Regions from separate parts of the Homo sapiens genome. Here all the other regions are linked to region 3. Evidence: chromatin loops called from intact Hi-C (ENCODE). Cell type or tissue: PC-9. All regions are shown on one strand. Region 1 overlaps GDPD5 (glycerophosphodiester phosphodiesterase domain containing 5). Region 2 overlaps DGAT2 (diacylglycerol O-acyltransferase 2). Region 3 has its middle 14 kb from the start of RPS3.

What was found. Peaks named below come from ENCODE experiments on the same cell type or tissue, not always from the same donor. Only the 100,000 strongest peaks of a DNase experiment are listed, where the experiment ranks them.
Region 1: it touches region 3 in a loop (2.4-fold over the local background); 35 of 110 quality-filtered maps call a loop at or near these places.
Region 2: it touches region 3 in a loop (5-fold over the local background); 3 of 110 quality-filtered maps call a loop at or near these places.

What each region holds. Positions count from the first base shown.
Region 1 is chr11:75,441,825-75,449,824 of GRCh38, forward strand. It overlaps GDPD5 (glycerophosphodiester phosphodiesterase domain containing 5), which reads right to left. Exons shown (of 17, transcript NM_030792.8): 8 at 7,693-7,786; 9 at 7,153-7,298; 10 at 2,589-2,671; 11 at 1,312-1,462; 12 at 539-757. Among named protein-coding and RNA genes, the nearest start is that of KLHL35, 13 kb to the left of the region's middle. In PC-9, a CTCF peak has its summit at 3,681 (motif pointing right); no DNase peak of the experiment used is centred here.
Region 2 is chr11:75,799,799-75,807,798 of GRCh38, forward strand. It overlaps DGAT2 (diacylglycerol O-acyltransferase 2), which reads left to right. Exons shown (of 8, transcript NM_032564.5): 8 at 556-1,736. The coding sequence ends at 710. Among named protein-coding and RNA genes, the nearest start is that of UVRAG-DT, 11 kb to the right of the region's middle. In PC-9, a CTCF peak has its summit at 3,592 (motif pointing right); a DNase peak (open chromatin) is centred at 3,644.
Region 3 is chr11:75,381,300-75,389,299 of GRCh38, forward strand. No RefSeq gene overlaps it. Among named protein-coding and RNA genes, the nearest start is that of RPS3, 14 kb to the right of the region's middle. RefSeq lists an enhancer at 1-530. In PC-9, CTCF peaks have their summits at 3,384 (motif pointing left), 3,589, 7,579 (motif pointing right) and 7,780; DNase peaks (open chromatin) are centred at 3,302, 4,732, 5,862 and 7,572; H3K27ac peaks cover 2,353 bases.

The DNA of each region.
Region 1 (8,000 bases), 61 kb after region 3:
CCTCAGACTTCTCTTCTGCACGATGCGTAAGAGTACCTACTCCTCCTAGAGCACCTGTGGGGTTAAGAGACAGGACCTGGCAGGCGGTGAAAGCTTAGATGAAGTCATTAGCAGGGCAGGACTCAGTCCCAGCCAAGGCTGCAAAGTGCACTGGCAGCAACTCAGGAAACTTCGCTTCTGGCCTGCTGTCAGTACGGGAGGGAAAACCCAAACAGCCACTACTCTGCACATGGCCACTAGCACCTAGTGTGCCGTCCTAAACTGATGTCAGATTTCTCTGGTCCCAGATTATTACACCAAACGACAGGGCAACACTTCACTGAAATAACTTGACCGCCTGGACCTTTATACATTTTAAAGTGTTTTCTTGTTCCCCTCTTGTCCCATGATGACCCTGCCAGGGAAGTGAGCAGTGTGTGATCCCCATTTTACAAATGGGAAAGCTGAAGTCCGGAGTGCAACAGGGAAAGGCTATGCAGCAGCAGGGCTCTAGCCAGGCCAGGGCTCCCGGGGGCAGAGCTGCGTTGCAGGGCCTCACCTGGTGCTGGGGGAAGCCGGAGTGCAGCACGGCCTCCAGAGTCACGTTGATAAAACTGCTGCGGTAGGGGTGCTCCCGGGGCGGGTCACGCAGGTTGAGCAGCAGTGTGGCATTGCCCTTGGCCAGCTCCAGGAGCTCTGCCAGGCTGCAGATGGACTGGTTCTGGGCCTCTCTGTGGTCGGAGGGTGACAGGGAGCTGGCTGTCCAGAAGGGGTCAGTCTGGCAGGGACAGGGACACACACATGGCTGCATCATCAGCCCTTTGGGGGCCCCCACATACCCTTCTGGCAACCAAGCGTGGAGACCCCTGGGCTGCCAGAGTCTGCTGGGGTCAGGCAGATTGATGGCTGTGGCCATGTGGAGGCTGTAGGAGGCCCCAGCCCTAACCTTTCTACCCCACACCCTGCTTACCAAGAGGACGGAGGACGGCTTGCTTGGAATCGCTCCCAGACCCACAGCATTTCTCCTTCTAGAGCATTTCAGATCAGAGAGCCAACCCCTCTCTAGAGTTTTACAGAGTTAAGAATTCTATTCACTGCTCTCATCCCTGTCAACCTTTTCTAGTGAGGGAAATGGACCCAGAACAAGCAGTGACAACCATGAGTCTGGCAGCAGTGGCAGGAGCCTAGGAGGCCACTAAGCAGCTTGGGTGGAGGTCGCGAAAGCTCTGAGAGTGGGGGTCTCGAAGCTGATGGCCACCCTTGCACCTCTCACTCCTTGCAGTCCCTGCTGGTGTTTTCCATGCCTAAGATTGGGATCAGGTGCAGCCAGACCTTCAGGAACCACTGGCCAGCGTTGAGTCTCTGCAGGGTGGTCCAGTTAAGCATGGAGGCAGGCCTGCGGGCCAGCTCCGGGAACTCCTCCTCCACGTTGGTGGTGCGCCGCAGGGTGGTGTCATGCATGAGGAAGGGCACGCCGTCCAGGCTGCAGGGAGGGTGGGGCCACCGAGTCAGTGACCCCCCAGATCCTTTACCTGCCCACCAATGATCGTCACCCCACACAGTCCTCCCCACCCAGCACAGGATCCCGGCTGGCTCTGCCCCTCTCTGGGCCTCAGTCTCCCCATCTGCACAGGGAAGACAGTGGGCTGGTGGGTGACCCTGAAGGTCCAATGCCTTCTGGCTCTCTGTGAGGGTCAGATGGGGGTGGGGACTGCCAAGGAGGGAGGGCTGGGAAAAATCTGGACCTACTCTCTTAGCAACCTTGGAAGGTAGGTGCTGCCTCATTTGACAATGGAGAAACTGAGGCTGAGAGAGGGAAGTATCTAGCTCAAGGTCCACAGCCTGTAAGTGGTGGAACCCAGTTTGGAACCAAATCCCTGTGATGCTATGATGAGAACAGTGCAAATGTAGACCTCTTTGGCAAATTCCACCCAACCCCAATCCTTGTCTACTCTACCAGGGTTGCAAATAGCTCATATGGTGCCTTAGTGTGAAACAGTAAAAGGTACCTGTGCCCTCTGTTCCTCAAGGCATTTTACCACCATCTGCTAGAAAGTTGTGATAAACACACAATTCTATGTCTATACTGGGAACAATGTCCTCATTTATGTGATGCCCTTGTTCAGTATGCAACCTGTACAACTATATATGACAGTTCTGCCCTTCTTCCCTTCTCAGATAACCTCTGTTATGAGATTAGTATGGATTCTTCCTGCCATTTATACTAATATCTACTTATATATGTACATGGAGAAAGTGTATATGTCACTTTTTTGTGGTATTTTAAAACGTAACTGGAGTCACAGTGAATGTATCACTCTGCAACTTGCTTTATTTCCCTCATGAGAGTGTTGTAGCTCTATCATCTATTTTTCCCTTCAAGTGGCTCTGTGGCAGTGCTCCTGCTTGCACCAAGAGCATTTGTTCTTTCCTCTATTTTACATCCTGGAGTCTGCAGGAACAGGGTGCCTGCCCTGCTGTGGATAATCTAAGTCTTCCTCCTCCCATCTCAGAGGCTCTGAGACCAGAGGTTCCCCCAGCAGAGACCCAGGTGGATGCCGAAGCGTGTGGGAGGGGTAGAGGAACTATCTCCCCTCCGCTACACCTACCTGATGGTAATGTCAGCCTGGAGCCCGTACAGCTTCTGCTCGAGGGCCTTCCGGAAGGACATGAGCGTGTGCTCTGGAGCCAGCTGGGGAAGAAGGGGTGGTGAAGGGAGAGCCAAGATTCAGCTGATGTACCCTCCCCAGCCAATGGAAAGTCTTTCATGTTGGGAGGCTGGGCTAGGCCTGGTTCTAATTCTGGCCCCTCCACAGAGTAGCTGTGTGACCCTGGGCACCCACTCAGCTTCTCTGAAGTTCAGCTTCCTCATCTATTAAATCATGCCTACCTCATTGGTTTTACTGGGGGCGGGGGAGGCAGGGCTGGTTAGTGTTGATGCATATAAATGCCTGACATGTAGCTAGCACTTGACACATGGTAGCTATGGTCACTATGTTATCATTGCTCTATCCCAGGCACTGAGCTAGACACTGGGGCTGGAGGGCTTTTTTACAGTCCTCTGTGGCTCTCTGGCAGTCTTGGGCTGGGGCTGAATGTGAAATTCAGGTTATACCCTTGGTTATACCAAGGGTTATACCCTGAGACAAGTCCAGGGGGGAGACCTGGAAGAGAGGGTAGATGGGATGGTAGAGTTTCAGTGCGGGACCAGTTTCCTCATCTATATAAACATGACAGCATTATTTCCCTCCCTGGACTGTTACGTGAATTAAAAGCCTCTAGCACACTGCTTGATATACACAGTAAGTGCTTAATAAATAGCAACTGTTTTCCCCTTACATGATCCTGGTTCTAGCATTTTTTTAAGAGACAAGGTCTTGCTGTCACCCAGGCTGTAGTGCAGTGACACAATCACAGCTCACAACAGCCTCAAACTCCTGGGCTCAAGCAATCTTCCCGCTTCAACTTCCCAAATAGCTGGGACTACAGGTGCATGCCACCACACCCAGCTCTGGTTCTAGCCTTGACTCTGCCATTAACTATTGTCCTGACTTTGGGTATATTTCTCTGTGGGTCTCAGTTTCCCCATGTGCCCCTTAGAGATGTGTACTCATGAGGGTCTTTATGCTTAGGACAGTTGGGATTCAAGCCTCCCTAGTTGGGTCTCATCTGAGGACTGTCATACCCGTTGCTGCCACTGGGGGTCAGCACCAAACCAAGGATTGGGCGAAGACCAGGTCCATGAGGGATGGTCGGAGGGAAGGAGGGAGGGAGGACACCCCCGATCCCCCTGCCCTGCTCTGTCAGTGAAGAGGTGAGGTGGGAAGGATTCCCATGGCTGATCTCATTCATTCCCACTGAAGACAATCCTGTTCCCACCTTCTCTCCCTCTGGCCACGATGTTCCCCAGCCACTCCCCTCTTTTGTGACACAGCCTAGCACTGGGGAGCCAGGGAGTGGTGAGGGCTTTGGAACGGACTAAAAAGGTGCAATTTCACTTCCCAGACACAGAGCTGGGGCCTCAGTTTCTTTAGCTGTAAAATGGGCTAACATTATCAACCTCACAGGTGAGATAACAAAAGTCACAGACCCTAGCCCAGGACCTGGCACACAGCAGGGTCTCAGTAATGAGTTTCTTTCTTCTCCTGTCCCTGGCATACAGCACTCTTGGAGGACATGTTACCTGTCTCCCAGTCCAGTGGGTTGTGTGAGGCACTCCCAGGGGAAGCAGGACTACAAAGGCATGGAGAGAGAGGCAAGGACTCAGTGGAATCCCACCCATCTCTGAATATCCTGCGGCCAGGCCTTCCATCAGGGACCACTTGACAGGGGTCCACGCTCCCTGCTGCATGGGCTGGGGCTGCAGAAGGCAGAAGCTTGGAAGGGGTTGCGAAGACCCTCAGGGCAGAGGAAGTGTTTGGGAAGGGGAAAGTCTTTTTTGGAAGCTTTTAGACACAGTTAAGTTCTCTCTGGGTTAGGTGCTGACCTCCTGGAGAAAGAGATATGGAAACCTGGCCCTCCCTGGCCAGGCTCAGGACTCCAGGAAGGCCCCAGAAGCATACACGTTGCTGGGGTGAATTCTTAGTCCCCGTCTCAGAGCTCGCACCTGCCTCAGGCCAGTCCAAGTGGGGTTCTGTTGTCAGGAGGGTGTGCATAGGGGGGTGGTGGTTACTCAGGTGGGTGGGACACTATGGTTAAGAGACCCAGATTTATAAAACAGCAACTCAAAGTACTATTAAAAAAGAGTCTTAGCTTCAGAGTTAGTGCAATCAAATATTAAAGTACACGTACACACATGCACAGAGGGACAGGCCACATCTGCATAGGAACAACACATCCAGGGACACACAGACAGTCTCCAAGACAGAGATGTGCACTTGGGCTCACCACACACAGACATGTGGACCCAGAGTCAGAGCCCCCCAAGGCAATGCACAGGGACACACAGAGGGGACCCTTGCCAGCCCCTCAAAAACTACCACCAGGGCATGATCAGTCAGATGCAGAATGTGAAAAATCCCACAGGACAAATGACTCCATTTCTCAGGACAAATAAACAGCTTAAGGGAAAAAAGGGACGGGGAACTTTTTTTTTTTGAGACGGAATTTCACTCTTGTTGCCCAGGCTGGAGTGCAATGGCGCAATCTCGGCTCGCTGCAACCTCCGCCTCCCGGATTCAAGCAATTCTCCTGTCTCAGCCTCCCAAGTAGCTGGGATTACAGGCATGTACCACCACATCCAGCTAATGTTGTATTTTTAGTAGAGATGGGGTTTCTCCATGTTGATCAGGCTGGTCTCGAACTCCTGACCTCAGGTGATCTGCCTGCCTTGGCCTCCCAAAGTGCTGGGATTACAAGCATGAGCCACTGAGCCCAGCCGGGGGATTGTTACAAATCAAAAGGCACTCAGGAGACACGCCAACCAGATGCGTGCTGTGGACCACATTTGGATCCTGATTTTTAACAACTAAACTGTAAAAAGATATTTTCGAGACAATAAAAGGAAATTGAACATGGATTCCATTTTAGATAATATTAAGGAATCATTATCCTTAATATTGGCTGGGTGTAATAACAGCATTGTTGCTATGCATCTTTCTGAAGTCCTCATGTGTTACAGATACATCCTGAAGTGCCTATGGGTAAGACGATGCGATGCCTAAGATTTGCTTTACTACCCCAGAAAAAAAAGTAGGGAACAGATGAAGCAAGAATGGCCAAACGTAGATAAGTATGGGATTGGATTCATTACATCCTTCTTCATTATGTGAGTCATTATATGCTTTTCTCCACTTCTGCATATATTTGACCTTTTTCTACTAAAGAAAACCATCCTCGCTGGGGCCACCTTCCTGCTTCAGCATACCACTTATGTCCCCTGGCTGCTGGAGGGAGCCCAGGAGATGGTAATCTGAGTCATGGAGACAGGAGGGGCCATCGTTTTAAGCCCCTCAGAAGAGTTCCCCTGCCCCCACTGGGAAGGCTGGGCTCCAATTGGTCCTCACAATAACCAGCAGCATGGGCATCCATACCTTTGAGGCACAGAGGGGACTGGTGACCCCTCCAAGATGCACAGGCAGCATGTGGCCAAACTGGACACCAGATCCAGATCCCCACTGGCTGCCTCTGGGAGGGACTGGGGTCAGCACTGGAGTCTGGCTCAGGGGCTGGAGTCTTATCGAGAAAATAATACCCACCACATGCAGGGGGCCAGACTTCCAGAGTGAGTGGCAGCCCGGCAGACCCAGCACCTCCTTCCAAAGCAGTTATGTGAGACCCCCTTACTACCCTGAGGTCCCACAACAGCCTGGAACACCAGGAAGCCAAGCCCTCAGGAAGTGCTCACACACACCCCCACTTGGCAGGGTGGGGGTGTGTACTACCTCTGCTAAGAAGCCTGGGTTCAAGGCTTTCATGGAGCAGGAGACCCTGCTCCAGAGAGATGGCCCTGCCCAAGGTAACAGCAGTGTCTGCCTCTTACTTTCTGTGCACCATGTGCATATTTGGGCACTGCACACATGCTAACTCCTGCTCCTCATAGCCCCACAGCAGGTGCTCTCACTAGTCCCATGGTACAAGATGGGGGAACCAGGCAAAGAGATGGAAACTGTTGGGCCTCCCACAGCTGGTGAGGAGCTGTGCTGGGATGCTAACTCAGGCAACATGGCTCTGGAGCCTGCCCTCTCACCGAAGCTCTCCTGCAGGGCTATGGAGTGCACTGGTGGCAGAATGCGGCGCTGACTTTGATCCCTTCGTCTTTCTCCAACTCACGTCGGTTCAGCCGTACTCACTGTCACAGTGGGCTCTGAGCTGCCTCCCAGCTCTCCTGGAGGGTTCTCCTGATGCCTGGTGGCAGACCCCAGGCCCCACACTCAGCATCCATCTCCTGGGCCTTCCTAACTGGCACCTGGGTCTAGCCTGGGCCTAAAACCCTCCTGCATCTTTGCAGGGCACTTAGGACAAAACTGAAATCTTTTTAGCAAGATGCCTTCAGGACGCTTCAAGATGTGCTTCCATCCCAGCACTCCCGGCCTTTTTGCCAGTCCTTCCCATGTACCTCCCCTCAAAAAGCTACAAATGGTTGCTACCATTACATATATCCATTTCCCAAGAAGGTCCCCCCCATCGCACCCCACCCCAACGGGGCTGTTAGGACCCTGAGGTGGCACTCACCATGGGGGCCCCGCGGTGGCCAATGAGAGCAGGCTTGGGGCCGAGGTCTTTCTTCTCCATGATGCAGGGAGAGGAGATGGTGAGAGGGGCCAGGTAGAGGGCAAACACCACGGTGAAGAAGGTACAGAGAATGGTCACCTGGGAGGCTGCAGATAAGGGGCCGTGAGTGCTGCCTGGTGAGCCCTGGGCAGGTTGGGGTGCAATGCTGGACCCCTCTACCCCCGACCTGTCAGGATCCAGGTGCTCTAGGGGGAAGCCCTTATTCTTGCTGGGAAGATGAACCCCGCCTCTAACTCACACAGACACAGGTGCATACATGCAGAGAGAGAGACATGGAGGAGGAATACAGTGTGAGGCCGACTGAAGCTGTGACCCTCCGTGGACTCTGTGGGCCACTCTGAGCCAGAATCCCCCTCACTGAGTGCAGGGGCCCCACCCCATCCCCAGGCCACCCCCAGGGAAAGCCCAGGTCGGGGCAGCACCAGCTGGTCTTGGCACCTGCAGGGATTGGAGGGGCAGGCCCTTCACAGTTCTACTCACAGGTCCGCTCTGCGCGGGCGAACTGTCCTGCCACGATCCAGGAGAGCATGGTGACTGCTGCCACAGCCCCCACATGCAGGAATGGCGCTGTGCCCTGTTTGCAGGGAGAGGGAAGGGAGACCAGTAACGCCCAGCTCTGCCCAGACCCTGTGTCACCAGCCTCCTACTTCTACCTATGAGGCAGGCAACCCTGTCTCCATCTGCCAACTGGGGACACTGGGAGCCTCAGGACCCTGGTGTCCTCCCTAGTTCTGACCTGCTCTGTGACCCTGGGCGCCTCCCTGCCCTTCTTTGGGCCTTGGTCTGGA
Region 2 (8,000 bases), 420 kb after region 3:
GGTAGAGACGATTTTCACCATGTTACCCAGGCTGGTCTTGAACTCATGAGCTCAAGCAATCTGCGGGTCTTTGCCTCTCACAGTGCTGGAATTACAGGCGTGAGCCACCACTCCTGGCCTACACTTTTTAAAGCATGTCACATTCCTTGCAGAATCCTTAGAAAACCCCTATGAGGAAGAATCCCCATGTGACAGATGAGGAAACTGAGGGTCAGAGAGGCAGGAATGGCTTGCCCAGAGCAGAGCAAAAGCAAAGATGTTTACTTGATCCCCTGACTCTCATAGACCCTCCTAGCAGAATGCAGTGGGTTCAACCAGTCTTGATCCCATCTGCAGCTTAGCACCTGGTGGCCTCGGGTGGGTCCCTTCACATGCCCCTGGGCCTCAGTCTTTTCATCTGTAATAGGGGACAACCAGAGATGCAGCACATAAAGCATTTGGCACAGTTCCTTCCACATGGCGGGCCCACAGCCCAGCGTCACCACCTTCAGCATCATGGTGGATGCCCAGGGGAAGGGTGTTGACTAACCAGAAGCCTCTGCCCTGTCCCTGCAGTGGGAGAGCCCATCACCATCCCCAAGCTGGAGCACCCAACCCAGCAAGACATCGACCTGTACCACACCATGTACATGGAGGCCCTGGTGAAGCTCTTCGACAAGCACAAGACCAAGTTCGGCCTCCCGGAGACTGAGGTCCTGGAGGTGAACTGAGCCAGCCTTCGGGGCCAATTCCCTGGAGGAACCAGCTGCAAATCACTTTTTTGCTCTGTAAATTTGGAAGTGTCATGGGTGTCTGTGGGTTATTTAAAAGAAATTATAACAATTTTGCTAAACCATTACAATGTTAGGTCTTTTTTAAGAAGGAAAAAGTCAGTATTTCAAGTTCTTTCACTTCCAGCTTGCCCTGTTCTAGGTGGTGGCTAAATCTGGGCCTAATCTGGGTGGCTCAGCTAACCTCTCTTCTTCCCTTCCTGAAGTGACAAAGGAAACTCAGTCTTCTTGGGGAAGAAGGATTGCCATTAGTGACTTGGACCAGTTAGATGATTCACTTTTTGCCCCTAGGGATGAGAGGCGAAAGCCACTTCTCATACAAGCCCCTTTATTGCCACTACCCCACGCTCGTCTAGTCCTGAAACTGCAGGACCAGTTTCTCTGCCAAGGGGAGGAGTTGGAGAGCACAGTTGCCCCGTTGTGTGAGGGCAGTAGTAGGCATCTGGAATGCTCCAGTTTGATCTCCCTTCTGCCACCCCTACCTCACCCCTAGTCACTCATATCGGAGCCTGGACTGGCCTCCAGGATGAGGATGGGGGTGGCAATGACACCCTGCAGGGGAAAGGACTGCCCCCCATGCACCATTGCAGGGAGGATGCCGCCACCATGAGCTAGGTGGAGTAACTGGTTTTTCTTGGGTGGCTGATGACATGGATGCAGCACAGACTCAGCCTTGGCCTGGAGCACATGCTTACTGGTGGCCTCAGTTTACCTTCCCCAGATCCTAGATTCTGGATGTGAGGAAGAGATCCCTCTTCAGAAGGGGCCTGGCCTTCTGAGCAGCAGATTAGTTCCAAAGCAGGTGGCCCCCGAACCCAAGCCTCACTTTTCTGTGCCTTCCTGAGGGGGTTGGGCCGGGGAGGAAACCCAACCCTCTCCTGTGTGTTCTGTTATCTCTTGATGAGATCATTGCACCATGTCAGACTTTTGTATATGCCTTGAAAATAAATGAAAGTGAGAATCCTCTATGAGTTATTGCTGGGGCTGCATCTGCATCTGCTGCTGACACCTGGGGAAGACTGGGTCCCCAGCTGGCTGCCCTCTGAGCCCTCTAGCCCCTTGCACCTTTGGCCCACATGACCCTGCCATGGTGTGTAAGTTACCTGTCACTGTGTAACAAACTACTTCAGAGCTCAGTGGCTTCCAACAGCATCTGTTGTCTCCCAGTTCCAAGTCACGATTTGAGGCTTGGCTTGGTCCTCCACTCAGGGTTTCTCACAGGGCTGCAGTTGTCTTGGAGCCGGGCTGAGGAAGGATCCACTCCCAAGGCCGTTCCTGCAGTTGTTCGCAGGATTGACTTCCTCACTGGCTGTTGACAGAGGCCACTTTCAGTTCCTTGCCACATGGGCCTTTCCATGGGGTAGCTCACGGCACACCAGCTTACTTAGCAAGAAGAGCCAGTGAGTGGAGTGAAGTGTGCGAGCAAGACGGAAGTCCCAGGCCCTTATAACCTAACCTGGGAAGTGATATCCTGTCACTTTTGCCATATTCTGTTCATTAAATGAACATTGCTCGGTCCAGCTCCCACTGGACGGGAGGGGATTACACCAGGGAATGGATGCCAGGGGGCAGGGGTCATTGGGAGCCACTTGACATGATGCCTACCATGTGGTAAAGGGCTCCTGTCCAGCTGGGGGGCCCTTGGGTGGCTGAGCTGGAAGGCTCCTTATGGGTCACTCAAGCTGTGTTCCCTGCCCCTGGCCTCAGCTCTACCAAAAAGGCAGAGGCCTGGCCTGCTGTCACCCTAGCGATTACAAGATGCCACCTCTTTTCTAATTCCTTTCTGTTCAGTGAGTACTAAGCACCTGGGAACCCTTCCTAGCCGAGACCAAAGGACCTTGTTCTAACTTCCTTACTGCCAGAACTGTCCTGCCTGTCCTTGCTGTTCATCCCCCTCAGGGCCAACTCCTCTGTGCCAGAAACTGTGAGAGAGCTACTTGGGAGCAGAGACAAACATTGGGAACAGCTGAAGATACGCAGGGTGGCCAGAGCTGTGCCAGAAGCCCCAGCCTGCCCGGGGGTGCGTCACTGAGGAAAGAACGCCTGAGCTGGGCCTTGAAGGGCGGCTGAGAGTCGCCAGGAAAGGAAGGCAGTGAAGGGCAGAGCAGTAGGGGAAGGATAGGGAGGCCTGATTGGAAAAACATTGCCGGTTTGAAAGATGGAGGAGGCAGAGACAGCAGTGGGGCTTAGCTTGGAAGGGTGGGGAGCTGGTGTCTCCAGAGTTTCTATGTGGGCAGAAAGGCAGAGCAGTGGGAGGAGTGCTGGGAGGGGACAACAGAGGCTGGCTTCTAGCGCCAGGCAGGCCTCAGGCTAGAGTGCTCAGGTCAGAGGATAGCCATTTCCTTTCGGATGGGGTAAAGGCCTTTTTTCTGGTGAGGGTCTCAGCATCACCCCAGCCCCAGCCTGAGGCTGACCCAAGGCTGGACTGCAACCTCAGTCTCTGGCTTCAAGTCAAGCCCTGGCCCTAACGAAGCTACTCCACCAAGGTAGGCTGTTATTCTCAAGCACTGCTTTTTGTGAAGAGTGAGCACCTTCTGTGTACTGGGGAACTCCGCCATCTGCCTAAGAAGAACAGGGACAATAACTGGGTCCCAAATCTCAGACAGATGCCCTCAGTGGCCTGATCAGAGCTGAGACCACCCTGGTCTTAAGCTGTGCATAGGGCAGGGGGGACTCTGATAGGTTCTGTGAACATTGCCTTGGGATGGGAGTTGTTACCTTGGGAGAAGGAACTGGAACCGCCTTTCCCCCGAAGACCACCTGCCCCTGGGTGTAGTGGTGAGGGCAGCACTTTGAGACTGAAGATGGTCAGTTCCATGATTCTGTCTGTGGTTCCCAGATACAGCCACAAGGGGGCACTGAAGATGGCTCTCAGGCATAGGCCACACTGCGACTTAGGCTTGCTTTCCACATTTTCACATCTCTCCAGCTCCTTACCCAGGCTAAAAGCTAGGGTGTTTCACAGATAAAGATATTTATTAGGTCAAATTGGCTTATCACGTTGTTCAAATATCCTCTTTCTTTGTTGGTCTTCTGCCTAATTGTTCTATCCATTATTCAGAGCAGGGTATTGAATTCTCCAACTGTTGTTATTGATTGATGTCTCCCTCCAGTTCTGTCAGTTCTTGCTTCATGTGTTTTGGGACTCTGCCGTTACCTGCATGCGTGTTTATAACATGTTTATGTTATGTCTTCCTGATGAATCCACGCTTTATCATTATAAAATGCTGCTCTTTGTAGTAACAGTTTCTGTCTCTAAGTTTACTGTGTATAACCTACATTGGTACAGCGACCCCAACACTCTTTTGTTCCTATTTGCATGACATGTCTTTTCTATCCTTTCCCTTTCAACTTATTTGTGTCTTTGAATATAAAGTGCGTTGTAGACATAATAGTGTTGGATATTTTTTATATCCACATTTCTACTCTTTGCCATATGATTGTTTAGTCTCTTTACATTTAATATAATTATAAGGTGGGATTTACATCTGTCATTTTGCTATTTGTTTTCTGTGTGTCTTATTTTTTTATTCCTCACTCTTTCCATTACTGCCTTCTTGTGTGTTAGACAACTGTTTTCTAATATACTATTTTAATTATCTTCTTGTTTCTGTATATTTTTGAGTTATTTTCTTAGTGGTTGGTTGACACTTTAGTCCAGATTAATACAAATTAAGATTAACATCTTAATTTCTCCATCATTTGGACAGGGTAGCTTGAGAGAAAAGAGGGGCAGGCCATATAAGAATGGTGTAGTGGGTTGAATAGTGGCCCACACAATATGTCCACATCCTAATTCCTTGAACCTGTGAATGTAGTCTTATTTGGAAAAAAGGGCCTTTGCAGATAAAATTAAGTTAAAGATTTCAAGATGAGGTAATACTGAATATCTAGGTGGGACCCAAATTCAATGATAGGTGTTCTTAGAAGAACAGGCCAGGCGCAGTGGCTCATCGCTACAATCCCAACGCTTTGGGAGGCCGAGGCAGGAGAATTGCTCAATCCCAGGAGTTCGAGACCAGCCTGGGCAATGTAGTGAGACCAGCCTGGCCAACATGACAAAGCCCCGTCTCTACTAAAAATACAAAAATTAGCCAGGTGTGGTGGTGCACACCTGTAGTCCCAGCTACTTGGGAGGCTGAGGCACAAGAATTGTTTGAATCCAGCTGGGCGCAGTGGCTTACGCCTGTAATCCCAGCACTTTGGGAGGCTGAGGTGGGCAGATCACCTAAGGTCGAGAGTTCCAGACCAGCCTGACCAACATGGAGAAACCCCGTCTCTACTAAAAAATACAAAATTAGCTGGGGTGGTGGTGCATGCCTGTAATCCCAGCTACTCGGGAGGCTGAGGCAGGAGAATCGCTTGAACCCGCTTGAACCTTGGAGGTTGCAGTGAGCCAAGATCACGCCATTGCACGCCAGCCTGGGCAACGAGAGCGAAAGTCCGTCTAAAAAAGAAAAAAAAAAAGAATGTTTGAACCCGGGAGGTGGAGGTTGCAGTGAGTGGAGATTATGCCACTGCACTCCAGCCCGGGCAACAGAGCAATACTCTGTCTCAAAAAAAAAAAAAAAAAAAAAAAATAGAGGCAGAGATTGGGAGTTGTGTAGGCATAAGGCAAGGAACACCTGGAGCCACCAGAATCTGGAAGGGGCATTGAAGGATTCTCTCCTCGAGCCTTCTAAGAGAGCACAGCCTTTGATTTTGGACTTCTGGACTCCAGAACTGTGAGAGAATAAATTTCTGTTTTAAGCCACCCAGTTTGTGTCTTAAACTAATACAGTGACTTTAATATATTTATACCACCTGATAGAGAAGTTGGACCAGAGGATGACAACCTCTAGTCTTCTCACAAATCAAATATTTCACTTTTGTTTCCATGGGGTGGACTGCAAGTTTGGAAGACACTCTTCCCTAGTACTTCTGAGAGGGTGGAATATTTTCCCATTTAAAGAGTTATAATGGGATTATGAGGAGGAGAAAAGTGGAGACTTCCCCGACCCCCTGCTTCCACCACCATTTTTACAGCAAACGCATGCTTCATATATTTATTTCAAACTTCTTTTTCATATTCCTGTTTCCCTTCCTTGCAAACTCTTTTTCAAAATATTTTTTACCACTTTCCGTTTAGGGAGTTTTGTTTCATATATTTTCATCTAATTTTTTAAATCATACATACACATTTTATTTCTTATGTTTTTTATGTATCATTAAATCACACTAACATACATCTTAAAAAGTTTCTTCTCTGAAGTATCAAATGATTTTTGAGATTTATATTTACTTTTGATGAAAACTAATATGTCAAAGTATTTTTCTTCTATTAAACATGAACAGTATATCTTTTCATTCAATGTATATGATATAAAAATATATTCCAAGAAAGTATGACTTCGCTATATAAATGTATTGAAAATATATGCAGTAACACTATTTCATTAGAGGCAGTAAAATGTAGGATTAACAACACTGGAGTTAGACTGCTTTAGAATCCCAGCTCGAAACTCAGAACATGTGACTGCCTTCACTTTCTAATCTCATAGCACTGTTGTGTCGATACACAAAAACTGCTTGTAACAATGCCTGGCACAATCCAAGCACTCAATAAATTATTGTTTTTTAAAATCTAAGCTTTAGGGAGTTGAGCCTGATCTCTCTCTCCTGCTACAGAACTCCACTGTGGTAGCCCCTCTTGAATAAAGTCTGCCCTACTGTTTTTTTTGGTTTTTTTTTTTTTGAGACAGAGTTTCGCTCTCGTTGCCCATGCTGGAGTGCAATGGTGTGATCTTGGCTCAGCACAACTTCCACCTCCCGGGTTCAAGTGATTCTCCTGCTTCAGCCTCCCGAGTAGCTAGGATTACAGGCACACGCCACTACACCTGGCTAATTTTGTATTTTTAGCAGAGACAGGGTTTCTCCATGTTGGTCAGGCTGGTCTCGAACTCCCAACCTCAGGCAATCTGCCTGCCTCGGCCTCCCAAAGTGCTGGGATTACAGGCGTGAGCCACCGCACCTGGCCCCTACTGTTCTTAAATAAACAAATGAATCTAAGCTTTATGAGCAAAATATTAGGATAAAAGTAAAATAAATAATTTTCATTTTGTTTCCGTGAAATAGATTACAATGAACATTACACGATTTTTAAATATTTTTTTAGAAACAATCTCATAAAAATTTTCAAGTACAATATAAATAATTTTTTTCCTAAATTATTTGAGAGTATGTTGTGGACATAACTCATCACTCTCAACAAACAAGAATGTTATTTTTTTTCTTTTTTTGAGAGAGGGTCTTGTGCTGTCACCCAGGCTACAGTGCAATGGCACGATCATAGCTCACTGCAGCCTCCAGCTCCTGGGCTCAAGTGATCCTCCCAGCTCAGTCTCCCAAGTAGCTGGGATTACAGGCATGTGCCACCACGCCTGGCCAATTGTTTTTTATTTTTCATGGAGACGACGTCTCTCTCTTTTTTTTTTTTTTTTTTGAGACAGAGTCTCGCTCTGCTGCCCAGGCTGGAGTGCAGTGGTGCAATCTCGGCTCACTGCAAGCTCTGCCTCCTGTGTTCACACCATTCTCCTGCCTCAGCCTCCTGAGTAGCTGGGACTACAGGCACCCGCCACCGTGCCCAGCTAATTTTTTGTATTTTTAGTAGAGATGGGGTTTCACCATGGTCTCGATCTCCTGACCTTGTGATCCACCCGCCTCGGCCTCCCAAAGTGCTGGGATTACAGGCGTGAGCCAGCACGCCCGGCCCGACGTCTCTCTCTTTCTAGCGGGTCTTGAACTCCTGAGCTCAAGCAATCCTCCTGCCTTGGCCTCCCAAAGTGCTGAGATTACAGGCGTAAGCTACCATGCATGGCCAAGAATGTTATCCTATATAACTACAATGAAACCATGAAGACCAAGAAATTAACGTAAAAACATTACTACGATCTAATCCTCAGGCCCTATTCAAATTTCACCATTTGTCTTAATAGTGTCCATTCTGGCAAAAGGATCAAGTTCAGAGTCACATGTTATTTCGATCTTCTTTTATCTGAAACAGATACTCAGTCTTTCCTTGACCATCATGACTGACAATCTTGAAGATGATGAGCTGGGTACTCTTAGAATGCCATTCAGTTTTGTTTTGCCTATTGTTTCCTTATGATTGGTTCAGGTTATTTATCTTTGGCAGAAATATCACAGATGTGATGATGGGCTCTTCTCATCACATCCTGTCAGGAAGCAGAT
Region 3 (8,000 bases):
CTCCTCTGTGAAACAGAGAATCTAATTCATAACATTGTGGGAATTAAATGTGCTAAGACAAGTTTAAAAAATAAAAAACACTGGCTGGGCATGGTGGCTCACGCTTGTAATCCCAGCACTTTGGGAGGCCGAGATGGGCAGGACGGGTGCATCACGAGGTCAGGAGATGAAGACCATTCTGGCTAACACGGTGAAACCCCGTCTCTACTAAAAATACCCAAAAAATTAGCCAGGCGTGGTGGCAGGCACCTGTAGTCCCAGTTACTCAGGAGGCTGAGGCAGGAGAATGGCGTGAACCCGGGAGGCAGAGCTTGCAGTAAGCCGAGATTGCGCCACTGCACTCCAGCCTGGGCAACAGAGCGAGATTTCGTCTCAAAATAAGTAAATAAATAAATAACACCTGACACTTCACAAGCACTCAAGAAGTGGTAGCCATTTATTAGCCAACAATTGAATTGTTTTAAAAAGTTGTTTTTTTAAATGGATAACCTCTTTTTTTTAGGTTGTTAAAAAAAATCTTAGTTGGCAGAGCATTGGTTCCATTTGGCAGGAGATGACAGGAGGTGATATCATAACGGCCCAGTCCAAGCACCACTGACAAGGGTTTTGATCAGAGCGATGTCAGGTCCATCTCTGGGCAGCACAGCTGCCGAGACAGCTCTCAGTAGTTTATATGTGTTGCCAAACAATAATTGTCCTAAAGTGTTGAAATGCTGTTACGCAAATGCAGATTTTAGAAAGTTAGCATTTATTTAGCTCTTACTATTATAATTAAAGTATCTAATCCTCACACCAACCTTATTGGAGAAGTACTCTTATTATCCCCATTTTACAGATGACAAAACTGAGATCCAAAGAGAGCTTTAGGCCATCTTCCCAAGGCCACACAACTAGGGTCCACACCAGGCTTTGTGAGTCCAGAGCTTGTTCTCATCTCTTTTTTTGTTTTTTGGTTTTTGGTTTTTATTAGAGACAAAGTCTCACCCTGTTTCCCAGGCTGGAGTGCAGTGGCATGATCTTGGCTCACTGCAACCTCCGCCTCCTGGGTTCAAGTGATTCTCCTGCCTCAGCCTCCCAAGCAGCTGGGATTACAGGCGTGCACCACCATGCCTGGCTAATTTTTGTATTTTTAGTAAAGATGGGGTTTCACCATGATGGCCAAGCTGGTCTTGAACCCCTGACCTCAAGTGACCCTCCCACCTCGGCCTCCCAGAGTGCTGGGATTACAGGCGTGAGCACCCATGCCCAGTGCTCTCACCTCTTTTTGGATCTGCCTTTCCAGTGGGAAACTGAATCAAGAATCCAGTTGGTGGTGGTGGTGGTGTTGCCTTCCCAACACTGTGGTCTTTGAAGTTGAGTTGTCTAAACTCTCCAACCTCCTGAATCCTGAATAGCTCTGTTCTCAGACCAGAGGGGAGCAGAGAGACAGGGGTAGCCACACAAGTTTCCTAATCTGGGGCATGACAAGCTAAGCTGCATTTGTTATTTTATTATATATTTTAATTTTTTTGAGACAGGATCTTGCTCTGTTGCCCAGGTTGGAGTGCAGTGGTGTGATCATAGCTCACTGTAACCTCAAACTCCTGGGCTCAAGTGATTTCTCTGCCTCAGCCTCCCCAGTAGGTGGGATCACAGGTGCTATATATATATATACACACATATATATGTATATATGTGTATATGTGTATATCTATACATGTACGTATATGTGTATATCTATACACGTACGTATATGTGTATATCTATACATGTACGTATATGTGTATATCTATACTATATATGTGTATATGTGTGTATATATATATTTTTAAATATAATTTAGAGACAAGGTGTCACTATGTTGCCCAGGCCTGTCTCAAAAGATCCCCCCCACCTCAGCCTGTCAAAATGTTAGGATTTACAGGCATGAGCCACCACCCCAGGCCCATGCCTGGCTAATTTTAAAATTGTTTTGTAGAGACAGGGGTCTCACTATGTTGCATAGGCTGGTCTCAAACTGCTAGGTTCAAGTGATACTCCCACCTCAGCCTCTAGAGTAGCTGAGACTACAGACAGGAGCCACTATGCCCGGCTGAAGTTGTGTTTTAGAAAACAGCTCTGATGTAGCAAGGCGGAGGCCTGAGGGGTGAAGAGAGAGACAGCAAGCGTCCAGGAAGTGTGTGGGGGAGGTGTGGGCTGGCAGGGCTGTGGGCAGGGCCAGGAGAAACCCTGAGCCTAGCCATCTCCCAGGGATGCTCTGAAATCCTCCTAAGCCCTTGTCCTGCAGCAGGTACTTACCTGACTAAAATTATCAATAGCCACAAGTGGCTACTGAGCCCTTGAAATGTGAGTAGTCCAAATTGAGAAGGGCAAGAAACAAAAAACATCAGATTTCAAAGACTTAGTATCAAAAAAAGAATGTAAGGTGTCTGAATGATTTTTAGATTAATGGCATGTTGAAATGAGAACATTTTTGGATATATGGGGTTAGATTGAAATATTATTACAATTCAAGTCACCTGTTCCATTCTTTTTTTTTGAGACAGAGTTTTGCTCTTGTTGCCCAGGCTGGAGTGCCATGCGCCATCTCCGCTCACTGCAACCTCCGCCTCCCGGGTTCAAGCGATTCTCCTGCCTCAGCCTCCCGAGCAGCTGAGATTACAGGTGTCCACCACCATGCCCGTCTAATTCTTGTATTTTTAGCAGAGAAGGGGTTTCACCATGTTGGTCAGGCTGGTCTTGAACTCCTGACCTCAGGTGATCCAACCGCCTCTGCCTCCCAAAGTGCTGGGATTACAGCGTGAGCCAACGCGCCCGGCCCCTGTTTCATTATTTTTTTCTATGATTCTCTTTTTGAAATGGAGTCTCGCTCTGTTGCCCAGGCTGGAGTGCAGTGGTGCGATCTCGGCTCACTGCAACCTCCACCTCCCGAGTTCAAGCTATTCTCCTGCCTCGACCTCCCAAGTAGCTGGGACTATGGGCGTGCACCACCATGCCCGGCTAATTTTTGTATTTTTAGTAGAGGCGGAGTTTCACCATGTTGCCCCGGCCAGTCTCGAACTCCTGACCTCAAGTGATCCTTCGCCTCGGCCTCCCAAAGTGCTGGGATAACAGGCGTGAGCCACCGGGCCCAGCCTACTTTACTTTTTTTTGTTTTTTTAAGTGGCTACTAGAAAACTTGAAATTACGCATATGGCTCACGATGGACAGAGCCACACTTCCCTCCTGGGAACCTGTCTTCCTTCCCTTTCACAGAAGCTGGGTGCTCAGGGGCGAAGGCTCGGCATCAGAGGCGTCCTCCTGGGTCCAGGATCTTCTGGGTTCTCTCCTGCTGCGGAACCACAGCGCGGCTCCTGCAACCCACGGGCTCCGCTGTGCTCTGCCGCCCCCTAGCGGCGCCTCTTCCAATCAGCCCTCCCGCTCTTCAGCGACATCCCATCTTCGTTGATGTGACTGGGAGGGACTCTGTATCCTGAAGCACTTTGGGGTCCCAAGGCGTTCATTCCACTACCTACCATCCTGTGCTGATTTTAGCTGAAAGCCACTTAATACAAAGAATTTAAGGAAAAAATTAGAGTTTAAGGCATGTCCTCGTCCCAGGTCTCAATATAACGAAAATGTCTTAGGTATCTCTTCTCCGATTGTGGCTTCTGGTTGGTGAAGAGTTATCGATGATGTCTGGAAAGCAATATTGCGCCTACTCCATTAAACTCCAGGATGTTAATAAGTAATTTGATTTACGGGACTAGATGTTTGGTCTCGGAAGGCAGTTTCCTGATTTTGGTAAAACAGGTTAGTAGTATAGAGATCAGTTAAACTGTACCCTGAGGATTATGGGGCAATAATGTATATAAAGTATTTACAACAGTGCCTAGTACATTATGAACTCTCAACAAATGTAGCTATTGATAGATGAATTGATTTTTTAATATATATATAAACAAAAATCAGGCCAGATGTGGTGGCTCACACCTATAGTCACAGCACTTTGGGAAGCCGAGGCAGGCGGATCACCTGAGCTCAGGAGTTCTAGACCAGCCTGGCCAACATGACAAAACCCTGTCTCTACTAAAAATACAAAAATTAGCCAGGCATGGTGCACACCTGTAATCCCAGCTGCTCTGGAGGCTGAGGCAGGAGAGTTGCTTGAACCCGGGAGGCGGAGGTTGCAGTTAGCCGAGATCACACCACTGCACTCTAGCCTGGGTGACAGAGTGAGACTCTGTCTCAAAAATAAATAAATAAATAAATAGTATAAACAACAATTGTAGGTTTGGGGAGTGTTACTTGCCCCTGCATGCATGCTAGAGTCCTAGCTCAGAACCTTTTTCACAAGTAAACAAAGGGAGTTGAAAGAAACGAAATTTCCTTTTTTTTTTTTTTTGAGCTGGAGTCTCACTCCGTTGCCCAGGCTGGAGTGCAGTGGCACAATCTCAGCTCACTGCAACCTCTGCCTCCCAGGCTCAAGTGATTCTCCTGCCTCAGCCTCCTGAGTAGCTAGGATTACAGGTGTACACCACCACACCTGGCTAATTTTTGTATTTTTAGTAGAGACGGGGTTTCACCATGTTGGCCAGGCTGGTCTCGAACTCCTGACCTCAGGTGATCCACCCGCCTTGGCCTCCCAAAGTGCTGGGATTACAGGTGTGAGTCACCGTGCCTGGCCAGGAAGTAAATTTCAATGGGTCACTGGGCTGGGAAAACATCCCGCTGGTCAGGCTCTTCCTGGAAAATTACCCAGTGAGACCAAACCGAAGTCAACTCGGCCACCCTGGGCAAGGGGAGCGAGTGGGGAAGAGGTCATGGATCAACTCCACAGAGAACTCTGGATTTTCCAGAGTGCACGAAGACATTCCCAGGGTTGTGCGGAATGGAAATATAAATTCAAGAAGGAAATGAAACAATAAAAAATGTTCAACTGTTCAAGAAAAGCTTGTTTGTGTTCTTGTGTATTTTTTAAAGTGGATGATTATGGGTATCAAATCACTATGGCATTTATATTCCCATGGATACATTTTCATAAGTGACTAACTGCTTTAAAGTGTTGACATTAGAATGGTGCTGGAAATTGGCCGGGTGCGGTGGCTCACGCCTGTAATCCCAGCACTTTGGGAGCCTGAGACGGGCAGATCGTGAGGTCAGGAGGTCAAGACCATCCTAGCTAACATGGTGAAACCCCGCCTCTACTAAAATACAAATATTAGCCAGGCGTGGTGGCGGGTGCCTGTAGTCCTAGCTACTCGAGAGGCTGAGGCAGGAGAATAGCATGAACCCGGGAGGCGGAGCTTGCAGTGAGCCGAGATCTTGCCACTACACTCCAGCCTGGGTGACAGAGCAAGACTCCGTCTCAAAAAAAAAAAAAAAGAATAGTGCTGGAAATTATAGACTTTGCAAGTTTATTTAAACTTACAGTGAAAAGTTCTACCTATGTCAAGGTTCTACATAACTTTTTAAAATTTTATTTATTTATTTATTTTGAGATGGGGTCTCACTTTGCCACCCAAGCCAGAGTGCAGTGCTGCCAACTCGGCTCACTGCAACCTCCGGCTTTCAGGTTCAAGCGATTCTCCTGCCTCAGCCTCCTGAGTAGCTGGAATTACAGGCGCACGCCACCACGCCTGGCTAATTTTTGTACTTTTAGTAGAGATGGGGTTTCGCCATGTTGGCCAGGCTGGTCTAGAACTCCTGACCTCAAGTGATCCACCCACCTTGGCCTCCCCAAGTGCTGGAATTATAGGCATGAGCCACCACACCCTGCTCAAAGTTCTGCATATAACTTTAAACACACAAAAGAAAAACACATCCTTCAAATTCTTGGAGGTGGAATGTGAGCAACTCTGAATCCCAGGGCTCAGGCTGTATACCTGGGAGTGGTTCGTCTGGGTTGTAGGACTGCAGGATCAACATTCCTTAAGGATATACCAGACTCCACAAAGCAGCTGTGCTGCTGTATTTCCCCCCAGCAGGCTTGGCAAGATCCATTGTTCCACATCCCCATGAAGGGGTAAAAGACAACGCCAACCTGAAATATGCCAGATTGGTATACTGATTATTGCAAGAGGAAAACACTGGAGAAATTGTAGTTTCTGAAAGGCTGAGCTGACCTGTCTCTTGCTACATGAAGCAAGCAATAAAGATTCCTCTGGGAGGAGTCCCTTCTCCACACCAGACAGAGAAAATAACACTTATCAACGGAGACTGGGAATTGGAAGTCACCATGGACCTGAATAAACATACTTAACAGTAACCCTTATCTTCCACTTGGTTCACAGCTCACCACTACCATGTATCTCCTAGTGACTTCCCTAGAAAATCTACTGCCCCATAGCCAGATTTTCTTGGTGCTGTCATTTCTTCTCAAATGTATCACTCTATCTAAAAAGTATAAAAGTTTCTTGCTTTGGCCACTTCTTCATGCTTCACCCTCTTACGAAGATCCCCATATACATGTAAAATTAATGAAATTTGTATACTTTTCTCTTGTTAATCTGCCTGTTGTTGATTTCGTTTCTAGATCCAGCGGAAGAGCTCACTAAGAGCTAAAAGAAGGGGTTACAGGTGATCTCTGGCTCCCCAACACTCCCCAAGTTGATGACTGGGTGGGGTCTTGCAGCATTCCTGAGGCAAACACATCCATCATCTCTCCAGGGAAGTCCAAACTAAGCAGAGGTTACTTGGAGCCAGGACCTCAGACTCCCAAGCCTGGTGAGTCAGGTTTTGGGGTTTTTGTATGTGTGTGTCTTGCTTTTTGTTTTTTTTTTTTTTAGAGACAGGGTCTTGCTCTGTTGCCCAGGCTGAAGTGCAGTGGTACAACCTTGGCTCACTGCATCCTCAAACTCCTGGGCTCAAGCAATCTCCCCACCTCAGCCTCCTGAGCAGCTGGGACTACAGGCATGGGCCACCATGCCTGACTAATTTTTATTATTATTATTATTTTTAGATATACGATCTCACTATGTTGCCCAGGCTAGTCTTGAACTCCTGGCCTCAAGCCATCCTCCTGCCTTGACCTCCCAAAGTTCTGGGATTATAGGTGTGAGCCACCGTGCCTGGCCAAGAGTCAAGGTCTGAACTAGATTGGATGGTTCTAATAGCTTCTCTTTACGAAAGCCCTCAGCACTCACCCCTAAGTTAAAGCTCTCTCTTCCCTGTCATACCTGGTTCCTGTCCCTCCCTGGTCAGCTTGGCTGCATGCCAGTCCTTGGCTCTTCCCCTCCCCACTTGCCTCCAAGCTAACCAGCTGCCTGTTCACACAGCCTTATTCTGGGTAGGAAGCTGGGAAGTTGGTAGCATTGGCTTGTTAGCCTCTTGTTCCTGTCCTCCAGCTACTTAAGTGGAGTCACACAGTATATTCAGACCCATATGTGTGGATTTCACTAGTCAAATCCTGGGAAGCCAGTCTCCTGCCTGTTGTTTCTGTGGGGCATGCCCACCCCCCGCTATGTATTGTTCTCCATGCTCAGGCCTTTGAATGGAGTTTGAATGGGGTTACCAATGGTGTCCACTTGGCTGGGGGCCAGGTTTGTAATGGCGGTAGGATGCGGAGAGCAGCAGCCCCAACCCTTTCTGGGAAACAAATTGACCACGTTGCTGTAGTTGGTTGTTATGACCACCAGAGTGCGCAGTATGCACAGTTTTGGGAGAGCCAGTTAAGAAGGGTGGCATTTTAAACCTAAAATTAAGTGATAGCAAAGACGGAACTTATGATGAAAAAAAAATGAAAATAAAATTAAACTAGATAAACCTACTGCCTCTGGGTATTCCAGCTGTGTTCCCTGTCTTCAACCTGGGCTCAGTAACAGCGCTTCAAGAAGGGTCCAGCTGGTCTTTCTTACCTGGCTGACCACTGAAACTGCCCTCCCGCTCCTGGCCCTTTTTGGCCCTGGGAAGGCCCTTGCAGCTGCTCCTGGGCCCCATCTCTCTAGAACAGATGCTGGTCCCATGCCCCTGCATGACGCCTGATGGGGCTGGGACATCCTTGGCCTTTCTGTTCCAGCAGTCTGATCTGTGGCCGACTTCTT